3 separate regions of the Mus musculus genome follow, and regions 1 and 2 are each linked to region 3. A link is a loop called in an ENCODE intact Hi-C map of the cell type or tissue named here. Cell type or tissue: left cerebral cortex. All regions are shown on one strand.

Region 1 (5,000 bases), 350 kb before region 3:
TCTATCTATCTATCTATCTATCTATAGGTGTAGCTTATAGACTGTGGTCTAGCTAGTCAAACAATGGCTGTCTCTCTATAGAAAGCCTAAGAATCCAACAGTTGTTCAGTCCAAGAAGCTGAATGTGTCAGCTGGTCTTCAGTATATGCCAGAATCCTGAAGAATTGGGCTCAAATCACAGTAAAAGGAGTCAACTTGGCAGGGAGAATGAGAAAGAACAACCAAAGAGAGAGAGCTTCCTTCTTCCGTGTCCCTTGTATAGGGAGTAATCAAAAGTGATGGCCCAGATTTAGAGTGTGTCTTCCCATCTCAAAAGATATGGATTTAGGGCAAGCGTTCCTACCTGGAATGATCCAATCAAGAAAAATCCTTCATAGGTATACCTAGCAGCTTCAGTTTAGATTAATTCCTGGTGTCAAGTTGATGACCAAAAATAGCCATTTCAGACACAGAATAATAAAAATGACACCAGTGTTTATATTTTAGCAGTGTCTGTGATCATTGGACTGTCTTTGGTAGTCTTAGGTTTGAAGGGTCTTGACTGATTGCTCTTATGTGTTTGCTTAGCGCATATAAGCACAAATAGTGGTCTTTTCGTGTTTGCGTTCTGGGAAGTTCATGGCTTTGTTTCTGCTAAGCAGAATTGTTATGACAGGAGATGATGGGACACATCCTTCATTTGGGCACTTTTTAGATGTTTCAGAATGTTAAAAGGCTCTGGGAAAGCCCCTACTGGTGTGGGCAAAGGTACACTCAGTCTCCCAATTCCCACTTGACCTGCAGGAGCAGGGGGAAATTCAGACATTTAAAACACCTTTGGATGATGTGCCCATAGACTAGAGAGACCATGTGAATGTATTTTGGTTCCTGGAGTAAAAAAAAAAAGAGGAGAAAGCAAAATGAGGTTGGACTAGACCTTGAGAATGAAATTCCGAAGATTTGGACAGTTTGAACTCCAGCCCAGCTCTGAGGGCAGAAACTTGCAGGTGAGCAACCTCACTTTCCCTGGGCTTGAGTCTATCTATCCAGAATGCTGTTAGCTAGTCTTTTCAAGAGAGAAAACCAAACTCAAAGGAAGGAAAGAAAAGGCATACACCCCACAGATACATGTGATAGAATCTGTGATGAAGTTCTTGTTGGATTGAGTCTCTTTTTAAAGCTATTCAATGTAAATCTATTTCTGTCTCTTCACACTCACGTGTGTGCTTATGCTTGTGTGCATCTGTGAGCTGCACACTTTCACTCTGCAGCTGTGTCGAGACCTGCAGAAAGTCATCAGTTACTTAGGGAGTGACTAACCAGTCAACTGTAGAACATAAGTTCAGATCTTCACAGTGATATCTTCCCATTTGAGACTGTTCAAACAGCCTATCAATGGAAGAGAATCTCACATAAGTTGCTTAATTTATGTTAAAAAGTAAACATCACTGCCATTTTTATGATAATTCTTCCTGGCAGAACCAGTCATTCTGCAAATACATTAACTCTTTACATATGCATCTAAAAGGACAGTGTCCTGAGCTCATTTTGAGTCACAACACACATCTTCTGTTTGAGAGCAGAAGCCAACTTCTATAATAAGAAGCCTCCTCTAGCCTGGTGGCTTGCCCTTGTAGAGCAGTCCACATGAGAGGTAGCCCGGAAGCTCATAGTCCATACTTCTGTGTCTAATGAGCTGCGGACTTCATTCAGGTTTGGAGACAGCAGCTAATGACCCAGTCACAGAGAAAGGCCATATTGATACCAGCATTTATAGTGATATTGCCTTTTTGGTGGCAGATTCTCTTCTTAGACCCTTGCTGATTCAGTCTTATTGGACTTAAATAAACCTTTTCCTTCTCCTTCTTTCCTTTATGTGCAGCACAGCCCATGTACTCTAATAGGATTTTTTTTTTTTTTTTTTGGTCAACTTTTGTAATTCCCCAAACTAATCATGGTAAAAGTTTTGCCTTCTAACTGTATACACATAGAGAGCTAGCACCCTCTAGTGTATTAGAAACCCCAGAGATTTTGATCTGACATTTAATAGTCTAATAACAATAAACAGCAATGTGTTACATTGGGCAGGTTGCTAACTTTCCTCACTCATACTGTTATAGGGTATTTAGGCCTAGGTAGATTATTTTTATTAGTTAATAGATATCAGAAATAAGCAAGAGAGTGGCAATCATATCTTCAGTACTAAAACTAAGAGTAGAGAAGCCATTGGCATTTGAACTGTTCATATTTTAAGGCTGCAACCAAGATAGAAATGTGTGGTCTCACAGCCTGCTCTCTAATAGCATTTCCAGGAAATTTCAGTAGCTTACTAACTAACTGTTTATAGGAGGCTGTAACAGTGGAAGTGTCTGAATTCCTCTGCTTTGGGGGACTGTTAATCTTGCGTGTTGCCTAATGAAACTGTAAACGGAAAATTATAGCTTCACTCCAGAGAGTGAGAAGGCTTATTCCAACAGATGGCATCAAAACACCGTCTACACTGTGGCCGCTGATTGTTAATTGTGCCTGTAAAACAATCCTTTTAAACAGAGTAATGCATTTTATCGTCCAGATTACAGCTCTCTGCTTTTGGTTTTCTCAATGTGTGTTAACATTTTCTGTAAGAAAGTGTAAGATTTAGTGATTGCCTAATTATCATATTAAACAACAGAACAACAGCCAACTCAATCATCTTTATGAACTGTGCACTAGGGAGACAGATAACTACCATGCACATATTTAAAGACATGCTGTTTGAGAATGTTTGGGTTCTTACTCAGTTTGTATAAACCAGGAGGAATGGGCCAGGTCTAACCTCATCAAATAAAAACGATATAAACAAAAACACCTTAAGCATATGATAAATGCTAACTATACATGAAATGCAGCTCGTTCTGGGTAGAAATGTATATAATTCACATAGAACTTTTAAATGGAGGGGAGCTGTGTAAGGCACAAAGAAAAGGACTATTCTCTGAAATATTTAGAAATTATAGTTTCAGTGAAATCCGACAAACAAGAGGAGGTGTGGGTTTGCCGGCATTGTGGGGAAAAAGACCATTCCAGAAATATTCTTCCGTGATGTGGGTAGCATCACGAAGATGTAATGTCGTCTATTGGTCCTTCAGCCTATTGATTTGGAACTGGGAGTGTAAGGTTTAAAGATTTAGAAAGAGTACTTAGCGTGTGTCAACAGGAGATAGCACTTGTTTTATGAGTATTATAGCAGACTGTCCTCTCACGGCTGACGCAGTGGGTACTTATGAAATCGATGGCTTCCACATTCCTGTGTCCATGTTCTGTCACGGCCTCTGTGACAGGGAAGTGGGAAGTAAACCCACTTTCTGAGCTGGCCATAGCTCAACCCCAGTTTTGTCTTAAGGGCTCTACATCTGATCTGTAAGTCCCTCCCAGGGAGGGCTCCACTTGGAAGGCTACTCATTAAAGCTTACGAACGATGATGTAGATTCCAGAGGAAAACACCCCAGACTGAGAAATATGTGAAACTACAAAACAGCCTAAGTACTAAAAAAAGACAACTTCACAAGTCTGAGATAAACTTTTGTTCAGAGCACAGTTTCTAAAAGGATTTAGAATTCTGTCAGGCTATCGCTTCTTGATTTTTGAGCCTGTAATAGATCAGAAAAGCAAGCTGCTAGAGGTGCTAACGGTGCCTGATACTGACACCTCACTCTGAAGTAAGAGGAAATCAGAGAAATTTGGTAAGTACAGTGGGAAAGCGGTTAACAATGAGCTGCCCCAGCCTGTGCTATCTCACCTATGACCAGGCTGAACCTGCCAGAGATAAGATTTTTCATATCATGTACCCCCTGGTAAGATGAACCAGAGATAGGGTCTAGCATCTCTAACCTCAATAGAATCATTCGAAAAGACGGGGAAATAAAAGGGAAGTCTACAAAGTAACTGACCAGTAACTGGCCAAGAGTAACGGGGTCATGACAGACAGGGCAGCATAAGATCTGTCACTCATCGAGGAGACTAAGGAGACAGATGAGACCAATTTTAGGGTTCTGTATTAGGTCAAAACAAAGAAAGGCTATGAATAGAAAAACTGGTGACATTTGTGTGAAGTTTGACATTCAGTTAACAGTTTGATACCAAAGCAATTTATTGATTTTTAGTTGCTATATTATGGCTATGTAAATTAGAACTCTAAAAGGAATGGGATGAGGAGTTTATATAAAAACTAAACTTCACACCTTCTAAGTAAGCTACATTGTTTTGGGGTAAATTTTTTAAATTCTATAATCCTATTTTAAATACTATATAAATCTATTATAAATCCTTTTTAAAATTCTATATGTACTGTTTAGGCCTAGTTAATGTACAGAGCATTAGAAAAAAAACCAATGTTACATGCCTGTATTGTATAAAATAATCATTGATAGCATGAGCATAAGGAAAGGTTATTTTCAATATAAAATGTTTGATAGAAGTCAAGGCACATAATACAGACATACTTCTAATATAAAATATTTGGAAACTAAATGATCAAATTTTAGTAACTTTTGATAAATCTATTTGATAAATCTAATGAAAACCCAGATTCATTAATGATGCTATGCAGTGGATCATTATTCTTCCATTAGAACCATTCTGACTGGACCAGTTTCTCAACCCCCTCCTTCAATCCTCTACCAGGTTAGATATCTGTGTTCAGTGTACAAAGAGCACCCTTTGGTTCTGACGCTGTGTAGGCATGGGGATTTGAGTGAGCACTCTGAAACCTTTGTCTGCTTTACAAACAGAAGTGAGATTTGTGCATGTGGAGATCAGTTAGACAGAGCTCTGGACCCAGAACCTTCTAGTGACAGTCCTTTCTTTTTCAAAGAAAGTTCTGAGCAGCAATGTCACCAAAATCTTTGTGGACTGGTTGTGACTGAAACCTGGTGTCTTGACATGTTGAGAGCTGTGGTATCCTACAGTCAGCTTGCCTTTTTGCTCAGCTATCTATTAGCAAATGAGCTTGAGTTTGCTTGAGCACACCATTGCCTCCATTA
Region 2 (5,000 bases), 78 kb before region 3:
TTAATTACATAAGTGTAAAAAAAAAGTGTTTGACTGACCATCCTTGACAAGATCTGGGCCTTTTGTGTGCGAATGTAGTCCATGTTTATAGTAAGCTTAGATTTGGGGCTGATGTTTGAGCTCTTGTCCTTCAGCACATCCTCTGGAACACTGTGTCCTTTACCCTGTAGCATCTGCTGGAGCTTGCCTGCTGAGCTTAGGGTTGGGGGGGCGGGGGGGCGGGGCAGGAGGTCTTGCAACCCTCAAGAAGGTTGAAAAACTGTAGATGAGAACTCGTACCTACTCGAAATAAATTGGCTGTTCTGTGTTCAGAATCTGTGTTGAGGAATAGTTCAGAGAGAACGTCCAGGTCCCAGGGAATGGTGGGTCACAGGAATCTTATTATAGGGCTTATCTGTACACCCATGCTTACTTTTTTTTTTTTTTTCCAAACGCAAAGAACGGCCACTGGCTTGAGACAGGCCCAGTGCTTCCTTTATCCCAGCTCCTTTATGCTCCCCTTTTAAAGAAGCTGTCAAGTTCTCTTTCTGCAGCTGACAGGAAAGGCCAAATCTGGGATGCTGCAAAGCAGCACAAAAAAGAAAGTTTTTTGTGTTGATGTTTTTACCAAGTGAGCTAAGGAGAATTTTAGAATCATGTAATTTACTCCGGAGGCATTTACTGTACATAGCTATAGTGATGGTAATTTCCTTCATTGTTGAAGTGAAAAGATAACCATCAATCAGTTGTCAATTGGTCAATTGCAGAAGTGATGAAAAGAACCCAGTTGGAACAATCACTTCTGTGGCTACCTAGGCCATTGGGAGGCTTGAGAAAAGCGTGGGAACTGGATTGCGTTTTTTAAAGGGATTGGGCCAGATCACCAGAAAGGTTAATGGGCATCGCCACCCGGTTAAGAATGGTTTTACCAGTACACATTTTCAAACTGAAATAGTAAAATTGAAACATGATGTTAAAGGTAAAAAATTGTTCACTGAGCTAGGTAAGAGGTAACCAACCCCCTCCCCAAACCCTGGAAATTACTATTCTCTTAATAGCGAAATAAATAATAACTCATTAATAATAGCAACACAAGTTCATAACAATGGTCTGTGCCATCTTAGCTCTGGTCCTAGGGACCTTGAAACAAGTCACTTTCCAGGTATTTTTCTTAAGGCATGGGAAAAATCAAGTTAATTTTAAATATTGGGCTTAAACAAACATCTTCAAATAATCTTGTTGTTAAAAGCCCGTGGGTGTTCACATACAAGTTAGGATAACGGTAGTTTTTAAAATCAGTAACTTGCTTGAGTGGGAATGGTGCCTCAGGACTTAGTGCTGGGATTCCCTGTCAATTTCTCCTATTTCTAAGAAGAGCAATGTCATAGATTTATTCTGAGAGAGTCCCAAACACGTCTTGTTGGGGGTTTTGTTTGTTTGCTTGCTTGCTTGTTTTGGGTTTAGTTTTGTTTTGTTTTTTGTTTTTTGTTTGTTTTTTCTTTGCTGCTTTGTTTTGTTTTGTTTTTACTGTGGTAGGTAATAAAAAGGGATTACAGGCCCCTAGAAGGACACAGCATCATCAGCGTGCAATCCAGCCCATGGTTTCTTAGATACCGTATTGTCTATTCTGTTCCGCTATGTGAAAAATGTTGAATATCAACAATGGGTTTCAGTGCTGCATTGTTGAGTTTTGTATGAACTAATCTAGCTTCACTAAAAAAAAAAATAAAGAAGAAGAAAAAAAAGAAAAAGAAGGAAAGAAAGAAGAAATAAAGGGAAAGAAAAAAAAACGACAGCTTTGAACAAAAGTCCACAGCCAGTGTGTTCCAAGTCCCTGCTCAGGGCTGACTGTGGCAGGGGACACTCTCCTGCTGGCTCTCTCTGTCCACACTTAGCTGGCTCCTGTCCTCAGGTGCACGGCCACACCCTCGCACCCAACCTTGATCCTCTGATGGGGAAGGTCCCAGGACTTGTCTGCTGGGACAGGCCTCACCCCCAAGAGCTCTGGGCAGTACCGAGAAGGTAAGGGATTGCGCGCGCAGCTTCTCTGCCCGGGTGGGCTGGCCTAGCTCGGAAACTTTGTGGAGAACCATGGATTTTTTAACTTCCACCTGTCTCTGTTCTCCTCTTCCTCCTCCTCCTCTTGCTTCTTCTTCTTCCTCCTCTAGCAAACCTGACAGATTTCTCCAGAACAGTGGCCATCCATGGGATGAGTGAAAGCCTCTTTCTATTCCAGTAAGTAATTGACTTGTAACTAAAAAATTGTCGTGGCTGCTGTGTCAAGTGCAGGGTGAGTGGCTGCTGGCACAGGTGCTGCTTCTCCTTTAGAATGGAAAGAAAGGGGGCTTAACCTGTGATTAAGTTTCAAGTCAATTGACCTCCACATGATAGCACATAATTCTCCCTTGCCTCCCGAAAGGCCCTGCCTGGTTCCTGTTTTGACCCTGGGTCTGACACCTGTGCTTTAATGTCTCCCAGTGCAAAGGCTAGAGTTGCTCTTTTCCTTTATTAAGTAAGTGAGAATATAAAGAGCCCAGGGTGAATCCCAGTGGTATGGACCATAACTATCTGAAAGAGTGCACTGTGACGTTGTTTGTGAGGGGTTGGCTTGGTTTGGTTTGGTGTTTTTTTTTTTGGTTTTTGGTTTTTTTTTTTTTTTTTTTTTTTTTTTTTTTTTTTTTAGTGCACTAACTCTAACTTCATGGAAATTATTCTTGTACAGTTTTAAACTCTGATTTTTATAGACAAATGTCATGAGCTTGCTAGGGTTACACAGGGAATGGCAGGCAAGTAAGGGTGTTAGGAAGTTGACATAAAGTGCTTTGGAGTGCTCAACTCCGATGCACCACACTTCACGAGCTCAACACGCCTCAATCTTTGCTGATTTTTTTTTTTAAGCTGTAAGAGGAAATAGCAACATTGTTTCTCTGAGTTTCTACAAACGGGCTCAAAGTCTATTTAATGTCTGCTGGATGCCCCACTTGAATTTTGGAGTCAGGGGGATACATACTAACCAAAAGCAAAATAAATAGGTGACAGCTAAAATTACTGCTCTCCATTCCTTTTACAAAGACCAGTTGCATGCTATGATTTTCTGTAAGATTCAGGCAGCTCCGGGCTGCTGTGTTTTCCTCTTTTTCTTACCATGGGAATTAAAAGTGCACGCTGATGGTGGCTACTCAGCCTCATTTTGGGGCCAGGCTGGGATGAGCTGTCTGAGCCATTTCTGACCCTCCGCTTGCAGCAGCGAGCCTGAATTCCCCCCTTGCTTGCCCATCACTGTCAGTCAATTATAGGATTGAACTGAACCAGAAAATCTGGTACAGTCTGGTAATTAGTACAAAGGGTTTCCAGTCTAGTGTGAAGACTGAGATGCAGGAGCCCCAGCAGCCCCAGAAATCGTTTTGATTGGACATGGACATTGCTTTTTAGTGCTGCCTGGTGACTTCCTAAAGATAATACCTCCTGCCCTACAGGTCTTCCTTCAAGTACATTATGGGCCTTTTTGAAAGAGTCGTGTGTGTGTGTGTGTGTGTGTGTGTGTGTGTGTGTCTGTGCATGTGTGTGTGTGTTTCTTTTTTTAGAACCCACTTCTCCCATTTTTAGACTGTCATTTTTACCTATCAAACAGACACATTTTGACTTGCCCAACAAAGAACCAAGTTATCAACACTCGCAGAAGCTGACGTTTTTAATTCAGGCTTCATTATGGCTTTGAGTTATGACAGTGAAGTACAAAGACATTTTAAGGGGGTTTTTTCATTATTTTTTTAAATCCAGAATTGGGATGTTTATCTTTCTTTTGTAGTCATGCTTCCCTCTCTATCTTCTTCTTGGTAATATATAATTAGCATTATCAAAACCATCAGCTATCATCCCTTTTGACTTCTGACCTTTATTTTTTTTAATGCGTCTCAAACTAAAATAAGAGAAAAAAAAAAAAGAAACCCTACATAACCGATCTTAATTAATTTGGGATTGTTAAAACAAGGACACATTTTCAAGTGTGAATCTCTTAAAATAAAATAAGAATAGATAAATAACATTTCTTGGTAAAATAACAGTGACAAAATTAATCTCATGAAAAATATTTCAGCTGAAAGTGTGGTTGTACCATGTTTATTTCAGCACACATTTTTAACTTATATTCTAGAGACTTGGGCTTGTTGGCAGTGCTGGGTTAGGATACATTGTGGATGTTTTAGGGTGATATATATATATATATATATATATATATATATGCATAAGCAAGCATGCTCTTTGATTCAGAATCACAATGACCTAATCTTATATCAGATAAAATGAAAGAATTTGGAAACCTCTCAATGTGGCTAATGCCTACCTCCAAAAGATAGATATATGTCTATGTAAGAACAAATTGGAAGATGCTGGGTACAAAATTGCAGGACCAGCAGGGTCCAAACTAAGACAAGCAGAAAACACATGGTTCTTCATTTCCGAGACTCTTGTCTTTAGAACAATCTGCACAGCGATTCCTTCAGACACACGTGTGTCCTGAATCCTCTAGAGGAAGATTAACCCCGGTCTTGCTGGAGCGTTAAGTACGTGTTTTATTCTGTTTACCTTCTTCAGAAAATGGCTGGTACCACGCCTGCTGGGGAGCCTTACATCTCTGACTTTGCTATTGCATTTCAAGAAGGTTAATGTCGCTTTTGTAGCTCTGTCAGAAGTAAAGCATTTTCCCAATAAACATGTAGTGATTCCCAAGGCTGTTTGTGCAACAGCGATTCTGCTGAAATACTTCTGTATTCATTTTTCCATTGTTTATTAATCATAACACAGCGTTATGCTTTGAGAATGAGCATATTTATGTAATTAACACTTTTTGTTTTTAGCTAAACCTTGCTCATTAAAAACTAAGAGCGTCTCAGAAAACAATATAAATAGGCAACTTCTCTGGGATGATATTTACATTGATTTTGAACTTGCTGTTAGGTTTACATGTTCAGCCGTACCCATGAATTCTCTAAAGCACATTTGGGGAATAGTTCCCTTAATTT
Region 3 (5,000 bases):
AAATGCTTAACTTCACCTTTAATCCCAGCACTGGGGAGGCAGAGACAGGAGGATCTCTGAGTTCAAGGTCAGCCTGGTCAACAGAGTTTGCTCCAGGACAACCAGGGCCACTGGGAAACCTTTTACTTTGTACCAAAAATACAGAGAGAGAGAGAGAGAGAGAGAGAGAGAGAGAGAGAGAGAGAGAGAGAGAGAGAGAGAAATGCTTAACTTTTTAAAGTTGTGCCACAATTTTTATTCTTTTCAGACTTCTATTAGGTTGCTTATCTCAACAATTTATACGATAAATAATTTAAGCCAGGCATGATGGTGCACCCTTTAATCTCGGCAGTCTGGAGGCAGAGGCAACGAGGCCAGCCTGGTGTAGTGAGTCCCAGGCCAACTGGGGCTGCCTTGTGAGACCCTGTCTCAAATAATTTAGAAATTAAATTATTAAGAAATAAGCCCTAAAATGATTTTGCTGCCAAGGTTTTGTTACACCACTGACGGCATAAGTCAGGAGAGTATAGTCTGTGGCTCTGGGCTCTTGCAGGCCTAAAGAGCAGCCTGTTCTCCATGTAGCCAGAAAGGTCCGCCCCAAACTCACCACTTCCCTGCAGTGTCTCCTGTCCCATTGTGGGGGCGCTGCTCAAGGTTCATTCGGACCCTCTTTGAGTTTTCATGTTTGGGTTTCCTAAGTGAGAGGAAGCAACTGAAAGAAAGGGAGCAGATGGCTGGAAGAGCCACCCTGAGAGTGGGGCACTGCGGCTGGAGGTGGGCCATCAGTCCGATCCCAGGACCCTTCAAAGTCACAAGTAGCTAGGAATGAATCAAAGAGAGCTAAGAGTAGGATTCACTGGGTGTTAGAGACCTTTAACTGCTTCCTCTCAGCCTAGGCTCCCAGCCTAGGATTTTTAGATTAGCAGAGAGGAAGGCCAGCTTGGAGTGGGGGGGTGGGGGGGGGGAAGTGGAGGGGAGCCATGCCTCCCCTCCTGTGCACATGGAAGAGGCACATCTCAAGATGGAAGAAGCCCTTGTTGAGATACGTGTGGCTGATTCATCTGGTAGCATGGTCCGCCAGCCTGGGAAGAGGAAAGCCACATTTCCTTAAGTTACTGGAACTGGGATTGCCTGTCTCTTCTCCCCCCAACCGTCCTTTCCCCCAGAGGCAGTTGAAACTGCGTTGCCTTCAAGACTGTAGTGAGCCTGAAGATTTGGGGTTTCATAAGGTTACTGCACTACTGATACAATTGCATGCAGATTTTTAAAGCCTTCCAGAGACAGATGTTTGGGCTGATTAAGAATTGAGGAGGAAGCTTGCAGCTGCACCAAGGAATAATGTATTGGACAAATATTTTAATAAAAAATATGAAGAGATCAGCCCGACCTTCCAAGGTCTTCTGCTTAAAAAAAAAAAAATCTTTATCAACCCCCTATTCTATGGGCTTCAATAAACAGAACCCATTACCTCACGGAATCTTTTGTTGGCCCCATACAAGAGAGAACAAAATGGTTATTCAGGGGAACGCTTTGGATTTTATTGTGAGTAGCCTGCACAAAGAACCGTGTTATTGTATTTAAAAGAACCATCTGTAGCAGAAACAATGGCATCAAATTATCTTTGAATACCCACTGAAAAACATAAAGCTTGTTTTTTTTTTTTTATTCTTCTGTACGGTGGGGGATAGAGCAGTGTTAGGATAACTGACTTTTTTGTTGTTCTCTGGGTGCATTCTTCCCGCTCCCCCTCTCTCTCCCCCTCACCCTCTCTCTCTCCTCTCTCTCTCTCCCTCTCCCTCTCTCTCTCTCTTTTAAAAAATCAGCCATTTGGGGTTTTAAGCCATAAACGATTTTTCTTGTTGCAGGGGATTGCAGAGGCAAAGCTAGACTAGGTCTTGGAGGCTGGTGTAAGGTGGTGCGCGGAAGGCAGGACGCTGATGGGAGAGACTGGTCGAAGAAAAGCCTAAATGGATTCTCCGTGCTTTGGATGGAGAAAGAGGGGGGAAGTGCGAGCTCCTTCAACTCGTTCTGTCCGGTGAGGAGTGATCCAGCTTGGGCTGACGAGAGGCTCCGGAGCCTTCACGTTCAGTGCTTTTTACCTGCCAATCAAACTGCTACAAGACAACACCCTGATCTGGCATGGTCGCGTAAGTAGCTTGCAACCCAACTTTGACATTCAAGGCTAGCTACCTCTCCCCACCCCCCAACACACTCACTCACTTTCTTCTCCTCTCATTCTGCCTCTTTGTGTGTGTGTGTGTGTGTGTGTGTGTGTGTGTGTGTGTCTGTGTGACCTTTAAGAGAGCTGGATACCCACCCTGTGTAGCAGTTATTTAACACAGGCCGATTTAAGTCAGAAGGTGTTAAGTTTGGGAATTAAATGCTAATTAAGATCTCTTTAACAAATGCAGAATTGAAGTGACATTTTATTCTCTTTGGGGCAGATAGTTTTGAGGTCTGAACGTAATCAAGGTGCTGTATGTATGTATGAAAGGGGTGTGTGTGTTTCTTTTTAAGCAAAAACTAAACGTCTGTGAGTCCCTATAGGTAAATCCAATAATGAAAATTTTCGGGTTTCCATCTTAAAACTGTTAAATTCTAGTATTGCTCTCCTACTAAGATCCTTGTGCAGACCGCAGTGACTTAGATGCTGAAGGGCTCACTTCGATCCCTGTTGGGACTGGGGGAGTGGGGGTGTGCTGTAATTGGGGTGAAAGAGAGCTTGAATTTAAAAAAGTGAGACAGGGGACATGACTAACCCTCATTCTTTATGCAACTGGAATAGAGGGAGATAGAAACGCAAGGGGGCAGGATCATCAAGAAATATTACCTGAGAGGGAATACAGAGGCTGACGAGGCTGGGATCTGGGAGGGCTGAGAAAAGCTGGCTAGGGCGCTGGGCTACTCTCTGGCGCCCTCTAATGACAAATCGGACGACATTACCTTCGCCATCCCACGCTCAGCAAAGGTTTTTTTTTTTTTTTTGTAGCTGCTGAAGCTGTGGTTTTTGTTGCGCTTGTTTGGTTGGTTGGTTGGTTGATTTGGTTTGTTTTTGCTTTGCTTTGCTTTGCTCTGCACTTAGTAGAAAAGATAGGTATTTTTCCGTCCAGAAACTTAGTACAGGTGATTTTTGGCGCGCGTATTGCCTCCAAGCTGAGGATGGCTGGCTGTTTGATTCGTGGAGCGAGGCCCTGTGGGGATGAGCAGTGTGGGGGGAGGGGGGCTTCTCAGCCTGAGAAGTGTGGTTGGGAAGGCCAGTCTGAGGATCCTGACACCCGCCCATCATCGCAATTCAAGGAGGCTCCTGAGGACCTCTGTCACCTAGGCGTGCAGTGGCCAGGGGCCTCCCTTTCCTTCTTTCTCCTCCTCTTCGTCGTCGTCGTCCTCCTCCTCCTTCTTTTCCCTCTTTTTTTTATTTAAAATTTTGGTAGATAAAGGTTAATCTTGGGCTGAATGATAAAGCTATGATTGACAAGAGAAAAGGTGTTGAGGGCAGGTCGCGCGGTCTTATTTACAGCCCACTGCTTGCTGTAGAGCCTTTGTTAGAACTGCAAAACTAATCTAGTGCTGATCAAAGCACCACGGAGTTAAAGGACGGTAATGACTGCTAATTTCATTCCAGCCTCAGGCAACCCCCGCCGCTGTAATTAAAGACACGCTATTTAAATACAGGTGAAGGGTAGTTGGTTGGTTTTCTTTTTTTTTTAAGTTGGGGTGGGTGTGGGTGGGGTTACAATTTTATTTAGACTTCTTGTACTAACGATGGTTATGTGGCCCAACACCCAGTTTTTCCTATTAGAATTCCTTTTTGTCATTTATACCTGTCTTTGAGGCGCCAACAGAGTAAAATGTGTCCATCACATAACTGCCGCGTTTAAAGAAAGTATGGAAGGAAACAGACCAGTAACTGTTTAGTGAGGGATTTAAATATTTGAGTCTCTTTTTTCCACTTCGAATTAACAGAAGGGCCTTCAACACAGCTAAAATAAAAGTATTAGAAACTTGTGGCAGGGTCAACAGGCCAGCCAGAAGAATAAGCGTCAGCTTTTAAAGTACTTCTAAAGGAACGTATGAACGTATGAAAAATATATTTTTAATTAAATAATTTCCACACACAGTGTAGCTGCGTATTGGCTCAGAAACCTTATAATTTTACAACCCATAGGAGTTTCTTTACAAGAACATCAAAGCTCTACATTTTCATAGTTGGTTAAAACTGATACCCTCTCTTCATACACACACACACACACACACACACACACACACACACCACCCAAAAAGAATTTAGCCTTTAATCTCTTTTTATCCGCAAAGACGAAAGCTCTACGCTCGACCTCGCCAGCGGCTGTCGCGGTCGGGCCGGGAGCAGCTCAGAAGAGAAGCGACTCCGCGGTCTCACGCCAGCGCCCCCTATTGGACGCAGTGGGAGATACACAGCGCCCTCCCGAACCCGCTTCAGCCCTTGCCCTGGGGTTAAAGAAAACTCTTTATTGCCCCCAGAAAAGGAAGTGGGGGTGCGGAAACAAGTTTTTATGCCCCGAAAAGATAACTATACTTCAACAAAAGCCAAAGAGATTACATTCTTTTCCATTTCATTTATTTAAAAAACGGCATTCCTCCTTACACCCCAGTTTCCCCCACCCGCATCCTGGCTTGGTTTGAGGTCTTCTTTTAAAGGCTAAGCGATGGTACTACAGGGAAATAGAAAAAAAAAAATGCTTCTTCCGCTTGTCCGCTTTTCATAAAATAACACTAAAGCGAAGAGAGTGCTTCGCTTAAGCGCCAGCTGCGGTTCAGATACAAGGTTTCCAAATATAAAGTGCTTGGGTGTCTAGTGGATGAAGTAACTCGTTTATATTTGATTATTAATTCCAGAATGTAATTAAAAGTCCTGTCTCTCCTTCAAGTATTTACCTCCCCTCCTCTTCCCTCGCCTCAAACCACTCTTGATCAAACTTTTCCTTCCTGGCAATCGGTTAAATACAGCTATTGTCTACCAAACAGGTGTCTTTTTCTACTTT

Evidence for each region. Hi-C counts contacts between places; a loop is a spot of excess contacts. Peaks named below come from ENCODE experiments on the same cell type or tissue, not always from the same donor. Only the 100,000 strongest peaks of a DNase experiment are listed, where the experiment ranks them.
Region 1: a loop joins it to region 3, with 3 times the contacts of the local background. A loop is called at or near these places in 2 of 42 quality-filtered maps.
Region 2: it touches region 3 in a loop (6-fold over the local background); 6 of 42 quality-filtered maps call a loop at or near these places.

What each region holds. Positions count from the first base shown.
Region 1 is chr3:34,285,611-34,290,610 of GRCm38, forward strand. No RefSeq gene overlaps it. Among named protein-coding and RNA genes, the nearest start is that of Gm52623, 21 kb to the left of the region's middle. In left cerebral cortex, a CTCF peak has its summit at 2,455 (motif pointing right); a DNase peak (open chromatin) is centred at 2,448.
Region 2 is chr3:34,558,569-34,563,568 of GRCm38, forward strand. It overlaps Sox2ot (SOX2 overlapping transcript (non-protein coding)), which reads left to right and starts at 1,813. Exons shown (of 5, transcript NR_015580.2): 1 at 1,813-2,001; 2 at 2,148-2,214. In left cerebral cortex, no CTCF peak of the experiment used is centred here; no DNase peak of the experiment used is centred here; H3K4me3 peaks cover 1,516 bases; H3K27ac peaks cover 340 bases.
Region 3 is chr3:34,636,514-34,641,513 of GRCm38, forward strand. Sox2ot (SOX2 overlapping transcript (non-protein coding)) reads left to right here. Exons shown (of 5, transcript NR_015580.2): 3 at 1,845-2,126. It overlaps Mir1897 (microRNA 1897), which reads left to right and starts at 1,951; the gene lies at 1,951-2,029. In left cerebral cortex, CTCF peaks have their summits at 648, 2,883 (motif pointing left) and 4,409 (motif pointing left); DNase peaks (open chromatin) are centred at 1,998, 2,861, 3,165 and 4,406; H3K4me3 peaks cover 2,927 bases; H3K27ac peaks cover 4,185 bases.